2 separate regions of the Homo sapiens genome follow, and region 1 is linked to region 2. Evidence: chromatin loops called from intact Hi-C (ENCODE). Cell type or tissue: GM12878. All regions are shown on one strand. Links, peaks and the distances in the headings refer to the core of each region. The heading gives the core; the rest is flanking DNA. Region 1 overlaps MCTP1 (multiple C2 and transmembrane domain containing 1). Region 2 overlaps MCTP1 (multiple C2 and transmembrane domain containing 1).

The links. A loop is a pair of places that touch in the nucleus more often than their neighbours do. Peaks named below come from ENCODE experiments on the same cell type or tissue, not always from the same donor. Only the 100,000 strongest peaks of a DNase experiment are listed, where the experiment ranks them.
Region 1: it touches region 2 in a loop (2.9-fold over the local background); 3 of 110 quality-filtered maps call a loop at or near these places.

What each region holds. Positions count from the first base shown.
Region 1 is chr5:94,897,742-94,906,084 of GRCh38, forward strand. All of the region lies in intron 10 of MCTP1 (multiple C2 and transmembrane domain containing 1), which reads right to left. Among named protein-coding and RNA genes, the nearest start is that of MCTP1-AS1, 77 kb to the right of the region's middle. In GM12878, for the core only: no CTCF peak of the experiment used is centred there; a DNase peak (open chromatin) is centred at 4,090.
Region 2 is chr5:94,743,521-94,751,863 of GRCh38, forward strand. The region is part of intron 19 of MCTP1 (multiple C2 and transmembrane domain containing 1); the gene reads right to left. Among named protein-coding and RNA genes, the nearest start is that of SLF1, 130 kb to the left of the region's middle. In GM12878, for the core only: no CTCF peak of the experiment used is centred there; DNase peaks (open chromatin) are centred at 2,781 and 3,391; H3K27ac peaks cover 1,979 bases.

The DNA.
Region 1 (8,343 bases), core at 100-8,099, 150 kb after region 2:
CACAGGGTCTTGTTGTACAGATTATTTTGTAACCCAGGTGCTAAGCCTAGTACTCAATAGTTACTTTTTCTGATCTTCTCCCTCCTCCCAAACTCTGCCCTCAAGGAGGCCCCAGTGTCGTTCCCCTCTTTGTGCCTGGACTTATTTTTAACAGAAAGAATTATCTCAGTTTCCAAGTATGAAAATATGTTATTTTTATGCTTTAAAAATATATATAAACCAGAGAAGAAGGCTGTAAGTTATTGTTCTTATAAGATGATTAAGAAAAATTTATAAATTGAATTTTGAAACTATGAAACTAATAAATTTAAATTAACAATATAAATGTATAGGGAATATTATGCTTTTCTGTAACAATTAAAATTTCAGTATTGGGTGTACTCATAGAAATAGTTTATCTCAGGTCCTGTGCTATATTCAGTGTTTCAGAATTTTGACTTTAATAATTCCAATGTAGAGAATGCCCATTTTCATAAATATATCAGCCAAGAAAGTATTTAATGACTTCAAGGTTCTTTGTGCTAGTTAAGGTTATTTGGATCTCTTATTTATCTAAATATTCTACTCGAGAGTAAGATGCCATTTTAAATGAAGTGTCACCTGTAACTAAGCAAAGTTTTCTTGTTGGCTTGAGGATAAACTTAAAGCTTTACTGATGGGTATCAAATCATATTGTTGCTGGCGTTGGCTGAGGAAAAAGCATTTGCTACCCCCTCATAACTTTTGAACAAATATGTTCAAGGATGGAACTCTTCCAACATAGTCTGGTGCAATGTGAATACAGTACTAACTGCTATGGGGTAGATTCTTCTATATTTGGCTCACCTGTACTGTTATGTCCTGAACAAAGGGAGGTTTCACTACTGTTTGAATATAGAAGTAAGAAGTGGTCATCCAGGTGGTTCAGGATAGGTATACAGTAATGGTTTTATATTGTTACCAAGATAAAAATGCAAAATTTAAAAAGCATCAAAACAAATTTATGAATTCCAAAAATATGTTCACAGATACATACACAGAGAAAAGTCCCGGGTTTGGGAGTCAGATTCCCTTGGTTCTAGACCTCAGTCTTACATTAATTAGTCATGTGACCTCTTTCAAGATAACTTATCCTCTTGGATTTCAGTTTTCTCATCTGCAGATGAACTTTAAATTCTCAAACCCTCAAATTCCACAATTTGTTGTAACTGTATGTTTACATTTGCTGCATCTTCCTTTCTTTGCAATTCCACAAATCAAAAAGCTAAGAGAACAAAATTATCTTATAGGCAATGAAATAGTATTCCTCAGATGTATTGCTAAAAAAACTTGAATGTTGGTGTAAGAAGGCATCTCATCTCATCTAATTTCAAATTGTATTGCAAAGAGCAGTAGGGTGTGCCACTATGGGTGGCAGTGTGAGAAAAAGGGGTATAGACTGACTATCCTCTTTGGTTCACAGAGCAGCTCTCCTGACATCTGTTTTATACTGATGGTTCTATATGTGTGGTTTGAAAACTTACATGACACAGCTTATATAGCTCCCTAGGCTCTCCTGGAGCCATGGTCTCCTGAGTCCTCAGCTGTTCGCTTTGCCTCAGCTGCTCCTTTGGCTATGCCTCCCCAAAGGGCTGCTCTTCATCCCAAACCCATGACCAACTGACTGTGCTTGGGTCCTCATGGGTCTCCCACCTAGGGCTGGCTGATCTTTCACTGTCCCAAATGAGCTAGGCACTCCCCATTTCTGCCAAGGTGCATCCAGGCCTAGCCGCCATATACTTTTGAGTTTCTGGCTTCTAAAGCCACTTCTGCACTTCGATAGGAAGCCACACTGTGAAGATTGTATCTGGCTCCCAGATCAACTGCCAAGGAAGCTGCATGAAACAATGCAGAAGTTATCTCCTTGTAGGGTGAACTGTGATCAATGTAATAGGAGATGGGAAGACAATGTCCCACACCTCTTCCCTTTCACAAACTGTTCCAAAACATAATTCTCCATATGGCCTGTGCACATGTGGCCATATGGATGCACCTGCTAAGCAACCAGCTATATCTCTGAAATACCAGAAACAGTGACCAATCCATGAATATATTTCCTTGCATTTCTTCCTAGTATTCCCTGCCTCATGTTCTTTCTTTCTCACTCTCACTGTCTGGGATGGTACCTCCTAATAAAGCACCAGCACTCAATCATTGCCTCGTGCTCCATTTTTCTTGAGAAACTGGCTTAAGGCAAAAACCATTGCTACAGTCCAACCCTCTCTGTATGGATGTCTACAACACAAACTTGACCATGTCCCTCCCTGGCTTTGCACTATTTACGAGATATCCTTAGCTAGTCAACAGTACCCTCCATGACTTACCATCAGCTTATGTGTCACTTGCTGATGCATTCTCACTTACAACTTATCATTCCAGAAGCCTTATAATCCTCCCAACATCCATGCTAGAACGCACCTGTTTCTTTATGTTTGGACAAGGCATGCCCTCAGCCTGAGATGATGTATCTCATTTTTGCATGGCTAATTTTTTACCAATTCTCATTGAAATAACTTGCAGCTGTCTTTCTTAATATCCTGAAATGCCTCAAGGGCAGGAACAATATCTTATTCTCAGCACGTGGCACACCAACTGGAACATAGCTGGTGCACTGTAAGTATTAAAGTACTATGGACAAGGAAATGGAGGCTCAATAATTTATCCTTGGTGACAATGCTTGACAGTGGCAGAGCCAGTGCTAGTGTGTAATGTGCTCATTCTACCACTTCTATATTGTCTCCTAGAAAGTGGTTTGACTTCTCCCCAATACTCATTTCACTCACTCATTAATTAATTCTTTCATTAACTATTCATTAAGTGCTTATGTCTCAGGTCCTTTTAGATTTGGAGATTCAGCCCCTTCTAAACCTTCAGGTTTCTCAGATCCTTACTTCAGAATGAGCACAGATTCTGTGTTACTTTGAAGAAAGTTATTTGGCATCAGAGTCCATGGCTGGGGGTTCAGAAAACAGAAATTTTAATAAATCCTGATTATTCATTAGTATTGTGATATTAAGAAAGTCACTTAAACTCTTTGTACTTCAGCTTTCCTCATTTATTGAATGGAAATTTTTAAAAAAATGCCTTCTCTTTGCAGAGAATTGTAAGAACACAGGAATCATGGATGAAAAAGTACTTTGAAAAGTTGAAAGTGCTATGTAAATGTATTATCTAGTTATACTATCACATTTGCCTTAATTTGATATTTGAAAATTCAAGTGATCTGCATCAAATTCAACTCATCAATTAATGAATCAACAGAATAACAAGAACAGACTCAAATCTAAAACAGATTTTTGTATTAGTCTGTTCTGACGCTGCTAATAAAGACACACCCAACACTGGGTAATTTATATAGGAAACAGGTTTAATTGACTCACAGTTCCACACGGCTGGGGAGGCCTCACAATCATGGCAGAAGGCGAATGAGGAGCAAAGTTATGCCTTCTAAGGTGGCAGGCAAGAGGGCATGTTCAGGGGAACTCCCCTTTATAAAACCATCAGATCTCATGAGTCTAATTCACTATCACAAGCACACCATGGGAAAGACCCACCCCATGATTCAATCACCTTCCACCCGGGTCCCTCCCACACAATGGAAATTATGGGAGCTACAGTTCAAGATGAGATTTGGGTGGGGACACAGAGACAAACCAAATCAATTTTAGAGTTACTTTCCCTCATTCTACAAATGCTTCCTAGTATTCCCTGACTCATGTTCTTTCTCTCTCACTCCCACTGTCTGGGATGGTACCTCAGAGAGTGAGAAAAATAAGACTTAGAAAAATTAAGTGATGGCAAGAACTTGAACCATGTTTCCTGACTTCCATATCAGAGCTTGAAGTTCTCTGCATTAAAAAAAAAAAACTATATACATTTGAACTATTTAATCATGTGAAAGGAATATTCATCATCTTTATGGGGTGATGTTATCCTCTAAAAGTTCAAGGAGAAAAATCTCAGTGTTCTGATCACCGTTTTTCTCCCCTGCCTTTCCATCTGCTGTCTCTGAACCAGTGACTCATAACATTCCTTTCTAGATGAAACAGTCTTGTGATTAGCACCCTGGGTGTGTTCGTATGAGTCCCGTGGGGGTACAGAAAGTACATGTTAGAACTATTTGCAATTATTTTTTAACGTAAAAATAAGACAGAAATGAAGCCTCATCAGTCTCTAATACATGAACACAGGTGGCTCATACATCACATAGGCCTCAAGTATTTTGAGGGAGGCATAGGAGCTTCATGGCTAACACGAAGGGGTCAACAGTGGCACCCTTTGGGGCTCACTCGCCTTTCCTGAATTGCAGTTCATACATGCCCTATTAAGTGGATTTAGAGATTATATAATCTAATTTTTAACTAAACTAATCCTCACAAAATGGACAATTGGCTTTAAAAGATCCCACCAAAGGAACTGTGGATAGAAGATAACACTAATTGAACAAGCACAAGTGAACAGCAATGATAAACAAGAATCTGCCGAGCCGACACTTCTACCCTACTTGAGCTCTATGTCAGCCACGATATAGCTCACAAAGCAGTGGTACTAGAATCAGATCCGGCAAGAGATCTGCCAAAACAATCCAAAATTATCAAGAGGAAATTTATATCTGCTCTCTTTAATATATACTTCTAAGTATATATTATGCCTTAAAGTACTAACTAATGAGATTTTGAAGCCATCATGATTGGCAGAACATTGAAACATAAAACACTCAGAATGGGAAGACATGCCTCTATGAGAGGGGGTTTTAAAAAGCACAATTTTACATAATTTTTAGCAAATTGAATAATACATGTATGAAGCTTTTTGAGATTTCTTAATATATGAGAACTACTTTACATTTGCATAATATAACATCTTATATTATAAATTGATATAATATATGACTCTTTGAAATGTTTGCATTAAAAAGATTCAATATGTAGCTGCTGAAGTGTTTTCAAGTTCCATGACTATGCAGAAGTTTTTACTCTATCTCTGACATCACAAAATGCTAAATGCTGTTATTGCCTTTCTGTTGTTAGAAGTTGTCACTGTTCAACTCTCTCTGGGGAGATTGATTTACCTGGGTATACTTCTGCAAACTTCTATAATTCCCTATTCATTGACTTGAAGGTAAACTACACACTATACATACAGCAGTGTATGGTAACTGTCTTTGAGAACTTTGCCAATTATTTTTAAAATATTACAATGAGTACAGCCTTTCTGAGAAAATCTTCAGAAGAACAAACAGTAACTCATGAAAGAAAAGGGATTAAAATCCTAATATATTTTGTTTAGGTTGAGTTTATGAAAAACCAAGACGAAAATCAACGACAAACTCCATTCTTTATTTAAATATTGCCTATCTCCCTAATGAACTATTTCACTCAATCATTAGTAAAAAAAAATAGTAAAATACAATGTTTTTTTTAAACTCTCTTCAGTTTAGAATTTTCTGACTAGCTGTCCTTGTGCTTTCAGATTAATAATGCAGTAGGATTTCTCCTGCTCTTATTTATGTAGAAAGTAAAGGAAGCATTGTAGTTTTGGTGTCACAGATAAAAAACATTCCAAATCAGAATCTATGGAGTGTCAAATGCTCAAATGTATTGACTTTCAACATTAAGAAAACATTAGTTTGGTTTTTATCCAAAGTCAAAGGCTATTTTCCTCATTTGCCACATGAAACTTGAACACACATTTGTGTTCATCTAAACAGTTCACATTCTCTTCTCTTCAGCATTAGAGAGAGCCATAGATTTATTTTTATGGCTGTAGATTTTGAAAGCATTTGTTCTTCACCCAGAACTTACCAATTCAGAATATATTTTTCTTATCATATACCATTAATAAGAATTTCGTTAAAATTAAGCCCTTGACTCAAGCGTACATTGGTAGCATTTAGTTGTCATGGGTAGCACCAAATGCCTAGGCCCTGAGAACAATGCAACGAAGTCAGTAGCAATTCACCAACCTAAAATATATGTACCCCAAATCAACGCCACTTTAAAGATAAACAAGCATTTGGCACACTAATAAATAATGCTGTAAATCTTGCTATATTGGATTGCAAATAACTCCAACTGAATAAAATTGCATGACACAGGATTTACTTATTCTGCACATTCATAAAAACAACTTGTTCCCTGACAGCACTCATTCTTGGCAATTTACCACAGCTGTCAGCAGCCAATTTGTTCAGATTACTGCTCTGCATAAAAGTGTAACAATCATGGGGATTTATTAGCTGATTATCGTAAAGGGGGCAGTCCGTCTTGCCTGCCAAAATGCAGGTGATCAGAAAGTTAAATAATTACATGCAGATTAACATTATTTCACCTTCACTTGAAATTTGTAGTTCAGTGACAGGTAAAATTTGTTGTTCAAACTTGCAATATGGTGTGCATCACCTAAGTTAGTTTACCGAGTACTTGGCATTTTACTGAGCACTCCATGGCTCCAGGACAACATGCTGAATACAAGAGTGTGATGAAATAAGCATGGACTTTAGATTGATCTGGATTTGAGCCTCAGATCAATCACTCCACTGGCTGAGCAACCTCTTAACTGCCCTCAGCCTCACTATTTGCATCTGCAAAATTGGTATAATATGAACCACCCCTGCTACCCCAGAGTGTAAAGCTAATGTGTATAATAGGGCCCTGCAGGTTGTAAAGCATTATTATTATTGTTTCTTTCCATTTATGGTAAATTTACTTTTGTGTAAAGTTTTACAACCAGACAGCTCCGTAGATATCATGATGATGAAAAGTTATAGTAAGTGTCTTGGTAAATGTATAGCCTACTTTTCCCCCAAATATGGCCATTTATTATTACTGAAGTATAAAGATTATTCAGACACTTTTATACTTTAACTAATTCATTCTTCTCTTTTGCATTATATTCAATTACCTTTCCACAGTTACACTGAAACTTTCTTACCTTCAACTAAGTCATGTTGTTCTAATTGCCTTTCCATTAATGCCTGGTGTCAGATCAGCATTTGTCTGACAAAGAGCCATAATTTCCAGTGTTAAATCAAGCTTCAGGGATTTATATTCAAACCCAGGAAATATTTACTGAGTGCTTGGTGCCAGATACTTGTTTAGGTATGGAGTATGTTGCAGTGAACAAAACACTCAAAAAATCCCTGCCCTCGTGGAGCTTACATTCTAATGAGGGAAAATAAATGATAACATAAATAAGATGCATAGTTTGCCATATGGTGGTTGCTTTAATGGAGAAAAACAGAGCAGAATAGAGGAATGGAATGCCAAGAAAAGCAGGTTCAATTTTAAATAGGCTTGGTATGGACGCCTCCCTGATGAGACATTGGTGCACAGATCTAAAGAAGATGAAGAAGCAAGGCAGGTGAGTGGATCCCTGAAGAAAGTTAGATAGAGGGAAAGGTCCTGAGGTGGGAGGGTGTCTGGTATGCCTTGAGGAACAGCAAAGAGGCCAGCTGGCTGAAAGTGAATGAAGGACGGGGATAGGCAGAATAGCAGAAGTTCATAGTAGACAAGCAACAAGGCCAGATTGTGCAAAGTCTTATAGGCCACTGAAGGGACTGTGGCTGTCCCTAGATTATGATGCAAAACAATTAAAGGATTTGGAACAGAGGAGTTAAGTTACTTTATTTTTGTTTTAAAAATATTACTCTGGCTGCTAATTGGAAACAGACTGTTGTGGGAGGGGAGGTGTGGAAGGAAGAACAGGAGGCTGTTGCTACTGTCCATATGAAAGCTGATGGTGGCTTTGACCACAATGATAATGATAGAGATGATGAGCGGTCGAGAATCCTCAATATGTTTTGAAGAAAAATTATCAGGTTGCTGATTGATTTGATGAGAGTGAGAGAAAGAAAGGAATCAAACATGGTTCCACGATTTTTGGTGTTAGCAACAAACAAGAGAAGGCTGAAGGAGGAGCAGATGTGTGGGACTGAAGGTTAGAAGTTTAGCTTTGCACATTCTAAATTGGAGAAATCTATTAGACTTTCAAATAGTGATATCAAGTAGGCAGTGCAATATAGGAATCTGGAATGCAGAGAAGAGTTATGGAGTGGAGCTGGACTCTTGTGAATCAATGAAGTCACCATGGGAGCCAGTATAGATGAAGAAGATGCCCAAAGAGTGAGCTCCGAGGCTTTCCAGAACTACAACATGAGGGGATGAGGAAAAACCTGCAAAGGAGACAAGAAAGAGCATGCAGTGAGGTAAGAAAAAAACAAGGAGCATGCGGTGTCCTGGAAGGCAAGCGAAAAATGTGTTTTAAGGTAAGGAAGGGGTCAGCTAAATCCAGTACTGCTGCTGGGTCAGGTTAGACGAAGGTTGA
Region 2 (8,343 bases), core at 298-8,297:
GTGAGAGCATGGGGCCCATGGAGAGGGCATCCCAGTCATCATGGCCATGTTGGAATCCAGGCCCAATGTTGCCAGAACTTTCCGTCTTTCAAGAGAAGCTCAAAATCCACATTTTTTTTTTTTTTTTTTTTTTTTGAGATGGAGTCTCCCTCTGTCGCCCAGGCTCGAGTGCAGTGGCGCGATCTCGGCTCACTGCAAGCTCCGCCTTCCGGGTTCACGCCATTCTCCTGCCTCAGCCTCCCGAGTAGCTGGGACTACAGGCACCTGCCACCACACCCGGCTAATTTTTTGTATATTTTTAGTAGAGACGGGGTTTCACCATGTTAGCCAGGATGGTCTCGATCTTCTGACCTTGTGATCTGTCCACCTCGGTCTCCCAAAGTGCTAGGATTACAGGTGTGAGCCACTGTGCCCGGCCAAAATCCACATTTTTCCATGAGAGCTCTTGATTTTTCTTGTTCTTTTTCTGAGTCAGGATGTGGCTCCATCACCCAAGGTGGAGTGCAGTGGCACCATCACAGCTCACTGCAACCTCTGCTTCCCGGGCTCAAGTGATCCTCCCACCTCAGCTTCCGGAGTAGCTGGAACTACAGATGCACGCCACCACACCCAGCTAATGTTATTGTTTGTTTGTTTGTTTGTTTTGCCATGTTGCCCAGGCTGGTCTCTAACTCCTGGGCTGATCCGAAGTGATCCACCCACCTTGGCCTCCCAAAGTGCTCGGATTATAGGCGTGAGCCGTTGAGCTCAGCTTCTCCTGATTTTTGAAGACTGTTTTAAAATCCTGTCCACAGCTGAATTCAGCCCCTTAGCTGCCAGTTAGCAGCCTCTGTACTTCTAAAATGCACAGGGAGCAAGGAGCAAGAAGCATGGATAACGGACTAATTAGATGGACAGGGGATTTAGCACTGGATTCAAATCCTGCCCTGCTGGCGTTATGCAAACTTGGTCAAGTTCTGAAAATGGATCTCAGTTTTGGTTTCACTAACATTTTTTTTTTTGAGACAGAGTCTTGCTCTGTCACCCAGGCTGGAGTGCAGTGGTGCCATCTCAGCTCACTGCAACCTCTGTCTCCCAGGTTCAAGGGATTCTCACGCCTCAGCCTTCTGAGTAGCTGGGATTACAGGCGTGTGCCACCACACTGGGCTAATTTTTGTATTTTGTATTTTTAGTAGAGATGGGGCTTCTCCATGTTGGTCAGGCTGATCTCGAACTCCCAACCTCAGGTGATCCGCCCGTCTCGGCCTCCAACGTGCTGGGATTACAGGTGTGAGCCACCGCGCCCAGCCACCAATAGGTAGTTCTTGACTGGATTACATCCCGAGATTTGATACCAAGACTAAAACTGTGTTCAGCTCATTTCCCAAAATACAGTAAGGGGCTTTAACATTGGATTCAAATCCTGCCCTGCCTGTGCTGTGCAAACTTGGACAAGTCCAAGGGCACAGCCTTAACACAGCATTTCTTGTCAGATAACCATTGCTTTTAAGATGGTTGAAACAACAAGAGAAGGAAGACTCCAGAGTAGTCCTATGACATGCTCCCACCCACAGAGAGTAAGAATGTTTCCCAGCCACTTCTCATGACCATAGTTTTCTTACTGGATACGCCTGAGTGCAGCAAGGTCTAAGGGGAAGTTTAGGGCTTCAGGTTTGAGGACTTGCTTAATAATGCCTTTCTGTCTATAACCAGTATGCCCACAAGTGAACAAACCTTTTCCCAAAATGGGTCAATTATAATGTTCTGGGTGGAGATTCCATAGCTGCTCCACAGCTCGGAGAGTGTGCTCTTTGGTGCAAGATGTGAGGAGGGATAAAGGAGCTGCACTGGCTTTCCTGTTCTCTTACAGAGTGTCCACTTGTTTCCATTTCTTCTGGGAGAATGGGGAGGAGGCATGTGTAATACATATATTTGACTTCTTTTAGCCTCATTTTCACTTTGTCTCTTTTTGTCTCTTATTCCCATTTTGCAGATGAGCTGGTAGGGGTAGAGGGCAGTTAGGCGATATGAAAGAAAGGTGGAGAGGAAAGAGTCATTTTACTGTTCTCCATTTGAGTATCTTCAAAATCATCAGGTATTCTTGCAGAGAAAAATTAAGGGAGGCATCATTATATTTATTTCTAGTGCCTAACACTGAGCCTGACACATAGGTGCTTAATAGAAACTTGAAGAAAAATGTGTTGAAGAAATAAGTACTCATTGAAGAAAAACATATTTACAGAAGAGAAGCAGCACAAAGTGCTCGGCTGCAAGCAACAGAATATTCTAGTAGTAGATTAGGTAGTAGAGTTAATTTTCCTCATGCAATAGGAAGTTCAGAAGTCAGGTTATTGATATTGTACCAGATGTTCAAAGTGATCATTTGGGCCCTAAGAACTTTCTGTCTTTCCATTTCTTCATCCTTATGTTTATTGCCTCATGGTGTTAATATGGCTGCCCCAGCTGTAAGCATTGCATTCACATTCAAAGGTAGATGAGAGGGGGAAGGATGGAGTCAGCAATATCTGTCCTATGTTATCAAGAAAGTAAAAAACTTTCCCAGAAACCCCCGGAACACATCCTTTTCCAGCTCTTTGGCCAGAACTATATTAAAGAGTCATTCATAGATACAATGAAACCTTAGAAAACTGAGGATTTAGGCAGAATCTTTGTCATTATGTACAAAGTCCGTCTTCCATTAGCAAGGGAAAATGGGGAAATAAACACTGGGTAGACAATATCCGCCACACTTGACTGGAGCCCTTTCTGCCTCCTACTCCTTTCTGAATACTCAAATGACTCACAGCCCTCTATTAATTCTTTTATGTCATTTATTTCCCCTCCCAGATTGAAGGCGTTACTCATGTTTGACTCATTTTCTCCTATCTTTTACACGGTAAACCCCTAATAAGTGCTAATATTATGAATGTTTTGAGATATATGTAAAATGATGCTCTTTAAGTAGTTACAGAAAGAATAAAAACCATGACTTCATTTGTATATTTGTGCATTAGCTACTACTCCATTTTAAATACAGTAGGTAAAGTAGGCTTAAGTGAAATTTTACAAAGGGGAATAAGAACAAATATAAACAACAAATATAAGACATTTTTATAATGTAATAGTGCAGACAAAACTGAAATTCATCTCTTTAAAATGAACTTAATTTCCTGTTTCTTTGTCTTCTCATGCATTCCATGTCATAAAGATAGGTAAATTATTCTAGAAATACTAATATTTTTCAGGTTCAGAAAACTTCAGTGGATCTCAATGCACATAAGAAACTGTCTACATTCCTTGCTCCAGTGCTCAAAACTCCACAACCTGGTCCCAACCAACCATTCTTACCCTGTCACTCACAACTCTTGCGTCAGTATATTTTGCTGTGGCTAAATTCTTCTACAAACTGCCCTCTCAAGGCCTCTTGGGAATTCCACTTCCCCTTGACCTTGAATACCTTTAAGTTCCTCTTTTGGCTTGTTTGAATCTGACTTAGCCTTCAAAGTCTAGCTCAAGTATCAGGTTGATAATTAGATAATGTAGGTTTCCAGCTTTTTTTTTAGGCTGGAGATACAGTTTGCCTTTATCCATATCTTCTGCCTGTACTGGATTTTGTTATTTCAGTTGTCCAGGAGTTCTGTGTGTGAACTGCCATCTTTTCTGTTCCATGTAATATCGTAGCATAGCACGACAGCAGCAAGTATTTTTTCTGTAATGGAAAACTGATTGCTACAATTCTGACAATGGTCATGCTCACCATTTTAACAGTTATATAATTATATGTTACCTATCATTTCCTATGTAGAAACTGTATTAAGAACCATCATTTAATCCTCATAATCTTATGAGGCAAGTATTATTTTTGTTCCCATTTTGCAGATGAGGAGACAGAGGAGCTATCTCTTGGATAGCTTCCAATTCAGAAGTAATTTTTTTTTCTGTAAAGGGCTAAATAGTAAATATTTTAGGTGTTCCAGGCCACATAATCTGTGTTGCCGCTATTCACCCCTTCATTGAAAGCATGAAAGCAGCCGTAGATAGTAAGAAAACAAATGGGTGTAGTTGTATGCCAATAAAACTTTATTTACAGTTGGCTGAATTTGGCCTGTGGACTGTAGTTTACTGACTTCTGTTCTAGCCCAAATAATCCTTTTCATATATAAAGCTAAGAGAGGTAAAGTCCAGATTGCAACAGAGGCGGATCTAGAATCGAGGTCTTCTGATTGGTGGGTTAGTGGTCTTTAACTATTATACTAACTGGATGGGGGTAATTATTCTGTAATAAATTGAGCTTCTGAAATTATAAGGAGGCCAGGCATGGTGGCTCACGCCTGTAAACCCAGCACCTTGGGAGGCCAAGACAGGTGGATCATCTGAGGTCAGGAGTTTGAGACCAGTCTGGCCAATGTGGTGAAATCCCGTCTCTACTAAAAGTATAAAAATTGCTCGGCGTAGTGGCGCGCGCCTGTAATCCCAGGTACTTGGGAGGCTGAGGCAAAATAATTGCTTGAACCCAGGAGTCAGAGGTTGCAGCGAGCTGAGATTGTGCCATTGCACTCCAGACTGGGTGACAAGAGTGCAACTCTGTCTCAAGAAAGAAACCATAAGGAAGTTTTGATACTATTGACAAATTATACTGTTTGACCCAGATGATTAGGTTTCTGTAATTTGATGTGGGTTTTATTCCATCTTCTGTGTCTTCCAAAGGTATGTGGACTTTTAAACTCAGTTTCTTCATCTTTTATAGGAAAGCATTTTCCAGACTAGATAAACACATGCCAGTTGCATGTACAGTTAGGACTCAGAGCTTGCTAAAGAGCACAGGGTGACGACTGTGGAACTACTGAAACATTGTCGAGACAGCAGTCCGTTAAGGCTTCTCAGAGTAGTTCTGAGTACATGGCTCCCTGCCAACTTTCTAACCTGGCCCCCTAGTTTACCAGGAAACATTTTGACATGGTTAAATAGGTACATACATCCTTTGTGGCTACAGGACAAAACCCATGATTGCCTGATCTCTTTAGTCCCATGCTCTGAAAAATTTAGATTCAAATCTTTGACTGGAAATAAAATTTCTGTGGGGCAAGTTTTTATTCTCTGATCTTTGTTCTTTCTATTAATAGACTTGGAATGTAATGGAAAATATAGTTAACATTGCCTTGCACATTTACTTTTTGAGCATAGTTATCAGCACTCTAAGTTTCTCGATTGTCTCAGGACACTGATGATACTAATAGATTCCAAAAAGACTTTCTTGAGCCAGAAGCACTGTAGCACTACATTTCCAGCTCTCTGTTGAGTCTTCAAACTAAGTAGAAAAAGAGAAGCAAATTGAACCTCATATATTTTACTATCCAAGAGGATATTACCTTGACTGGACACGGTGGACTGACTACACAGACTGGCCACCGTCTGCAATAGCGCTCAATGCAATTAGAAGCCTGGGAGATGAGCTGACACTAGAAGGTCAAGAAATACAGTTTTGTTTTGTTTTTTGATGCTTCTGCTGTAATTGTGGCCCCAGAGCATTCTTGTCCTTGACTTATGTGATGATCTGAAGTTATGTTTTGATTCTGAGCATCTATGTCTTATTAGGTTATATGCATCATATTTAAATAACTAGACAAACCTTGAAAGTTCAGAATCCTCACCAGCCTGTAAAATTTTTGCTAGGCCAATCTATCATCAAGAAGACTACAGAAAAAAGTATTTCCTTTGCACAGACAGATGTACCCTTTGCTGTGGATGACTCAGCAAAAAACACCTGCAATAGTGTCTTATTAGGTGGTATCCCCTGGCACTTAAGATATATGCAACCCTGTGCCCTGGAACCTACTTTTGAAGAATGAAAGAAATATTTAAAACATCTTATCGGCCAGCTGTGGTGGCTCACGTCTGTAATCCCAGCACTTTGGGGGGCCAAGGTAGACAGATCACCTGAGGTCAGTAGTTCAAAACCAGCCTGGCCAACATGGCGAAACCCTGTCTCTACTAAAAATACAAAAATTAGCCGGGCATGCTGGCATGTGCCTGTAATCCCAGCTGCTCAGGAGGCTGAGGCAGGAGAATCACTTGAACCTGGGAAGTGGAGGTTGCAGTAAGCTGACATCGTGCCACTGCACTCCAGCCTGGGTGACAGAGCAAGACTTCATCTCAAAAAAAAAAAAAAAAAAAAAAAAAAAAAAAATATCAAGGCAGTGGAAAATGAGCTACTTTTCCCAAATTTCAGAATCTATAGTTATTGGTATTAAGTGAATAATGAAATTCAGTGATTCTCCTGCTAGAGAACATCTCTAAAGCCTTGGGCCAAGAGCTATAAATACATTTTATCAATGCTGTAAGGTAAGCACTGTTACTATATCCACTCCACACATGGAAGCAATGAGGCTACAGAGAGGTTAAGCAGTTTACCCAAGATCATTTAGGTACCAAATGAAGCTGGGATCTAAACTAAAAGAAGTCTGACTCCAGAGCCCGAAAAACTATTACTTCAGTCTGTACAATCACTTGGTAAAATCTACGTCCTTTAGTAGAAAACTTGCTGAATGAGAAAGAGAGAGAAGAACTTGCTGAATGAGAAAAAGACAGAAAATAGCATATTCCAGTCCCTTGTTCCCTTTCCCTAGATCAGTGCTGACATATTACAGAGTACATCCCACCTTATGCTATTGTTTATGCCTAGGCAGTCGCAGAGGGAGCTACCCGCCACAAGAACCCGTGATCATATCTCATCATTGCTGTTCCCCTAGTTACCAAAGTCTGCACTTTGCTTTTGTCATGTTATTGACGTACAGGGGGAAGCATTATTTTCTCAATGGTTCAAATTACATATCTGGGGGGCAAATGAAACTTGGTTTTTATTCTCATTCTCTCCTTTCATTATTTTAGAATCATAAACCTACTAGACAATTGTATAATCATTAAGGTCATATACAAATATTCTGGCCATCTCTTTTTGGGCTTGTAGTAGGACTGCACTTCCTTATCTGCTAAAAGTGACTTGCTCTGACCAATGAAAGGCAAACAGAAATGGTCTATGTCTCTTCTAGGAGGAAGCTTTAAGAGCCAGTGCTTCTCTTTCCAACATGGTGACTGGCAGTATTTCAAACAGCAAAACATTTGAGCTTAGGGCTTAACGTGAGGGTGACAACAAAGATGTGGCATGAAGTCCCCTCTGCCCATCCTGGATCGACAGATAGTATAAGCAAGAAAAAAGCATTGTGGTCTTAAGCCCCCAAGACTTGCAGTTATTACTGCAGCAAAACCTAGTCATCTTGACTGGTCTATTCTTACAGAAAATACTGATGCCTAATTCAAAGCAGCAACACAGAGAATATGGCAAAAGGGGATTAAGCATCTGGTGATTGTGAAGGCCATCGATGCTGCCAGCTAGCAGGAAATATCCAAGTCTTTCCAAAAGGACTGGGAGTAGCATACAAAAAGGAAATGTCCCCGTCATCCAGAACCGAAACCTGGGCAGGATTCCTTTGGAAAGAGAATTGTGGACTTTCTAATCCCTGCAACTGACCCAACAGTCCCCATATCTCTCCTATATGCCCTTAAACAAGAACAAGCACACCTTGAATGCAAGGTGGAGGTTTTAACTAAATACTGGCCGGGCTGAAGTAATCACTCAGAAGCATAATATAACTTTCCTGACAGAGTGATAAGTCAGTAGAGCGACCAAGGGCCTTTCTCTCCTTTTCTCCTTTAGTAATAGAAAAAATGATGCTATGAGTTAGGGGTTTAAACAGAAAGAAACTGAAATCCATGACAGTGATGACTTAATAATATTGCAAATTATAGTTTTTAGTTCAGGTAATTTAGCATACCAAATCACAGTTTAATTTCCTTCTACAGAGCCCAGGCATATGAGATAGTGTATGAGAGAAGGGGCAAGGTGGGGTGGAGACAGGGGGTGAGGATGAGCATGAAGAAAAAAAATTCTAAGACTTCTCAAAGGCAGGTGACCTTGAAAGCCTAATAAAAGTGACCTGGAGAATGTAAATGGCAGTTTATTAATATGTGCGAGGGCTATAGCCCTGACCTCCGGGAAGCTGAGTCCTTGCTTCCTTTTGTTCAAGTGCTTGCTTCTCCTGCCTGGTGGAATGTGAGGATCAAGTGCCCAGAAGGAATGCATAAAGCGTACAGAGCCCTGACAGCTGTGAAAGAATGACTTTGAGAGTGTCAGCAAAGCAGAGCCGTTGTTGAATGGCATGTGTCCTTGATTGCGCACAATGCTGCATGAAGGAACAGAGAAGGGGGAGCTGAATCACTTAATGACTTGTCTTTTGTTCTAGGATCAACGTTCCAGATGAAATAAGCCACGATTCTCGATCCATACTTACCAGTCGCCTTACAAAA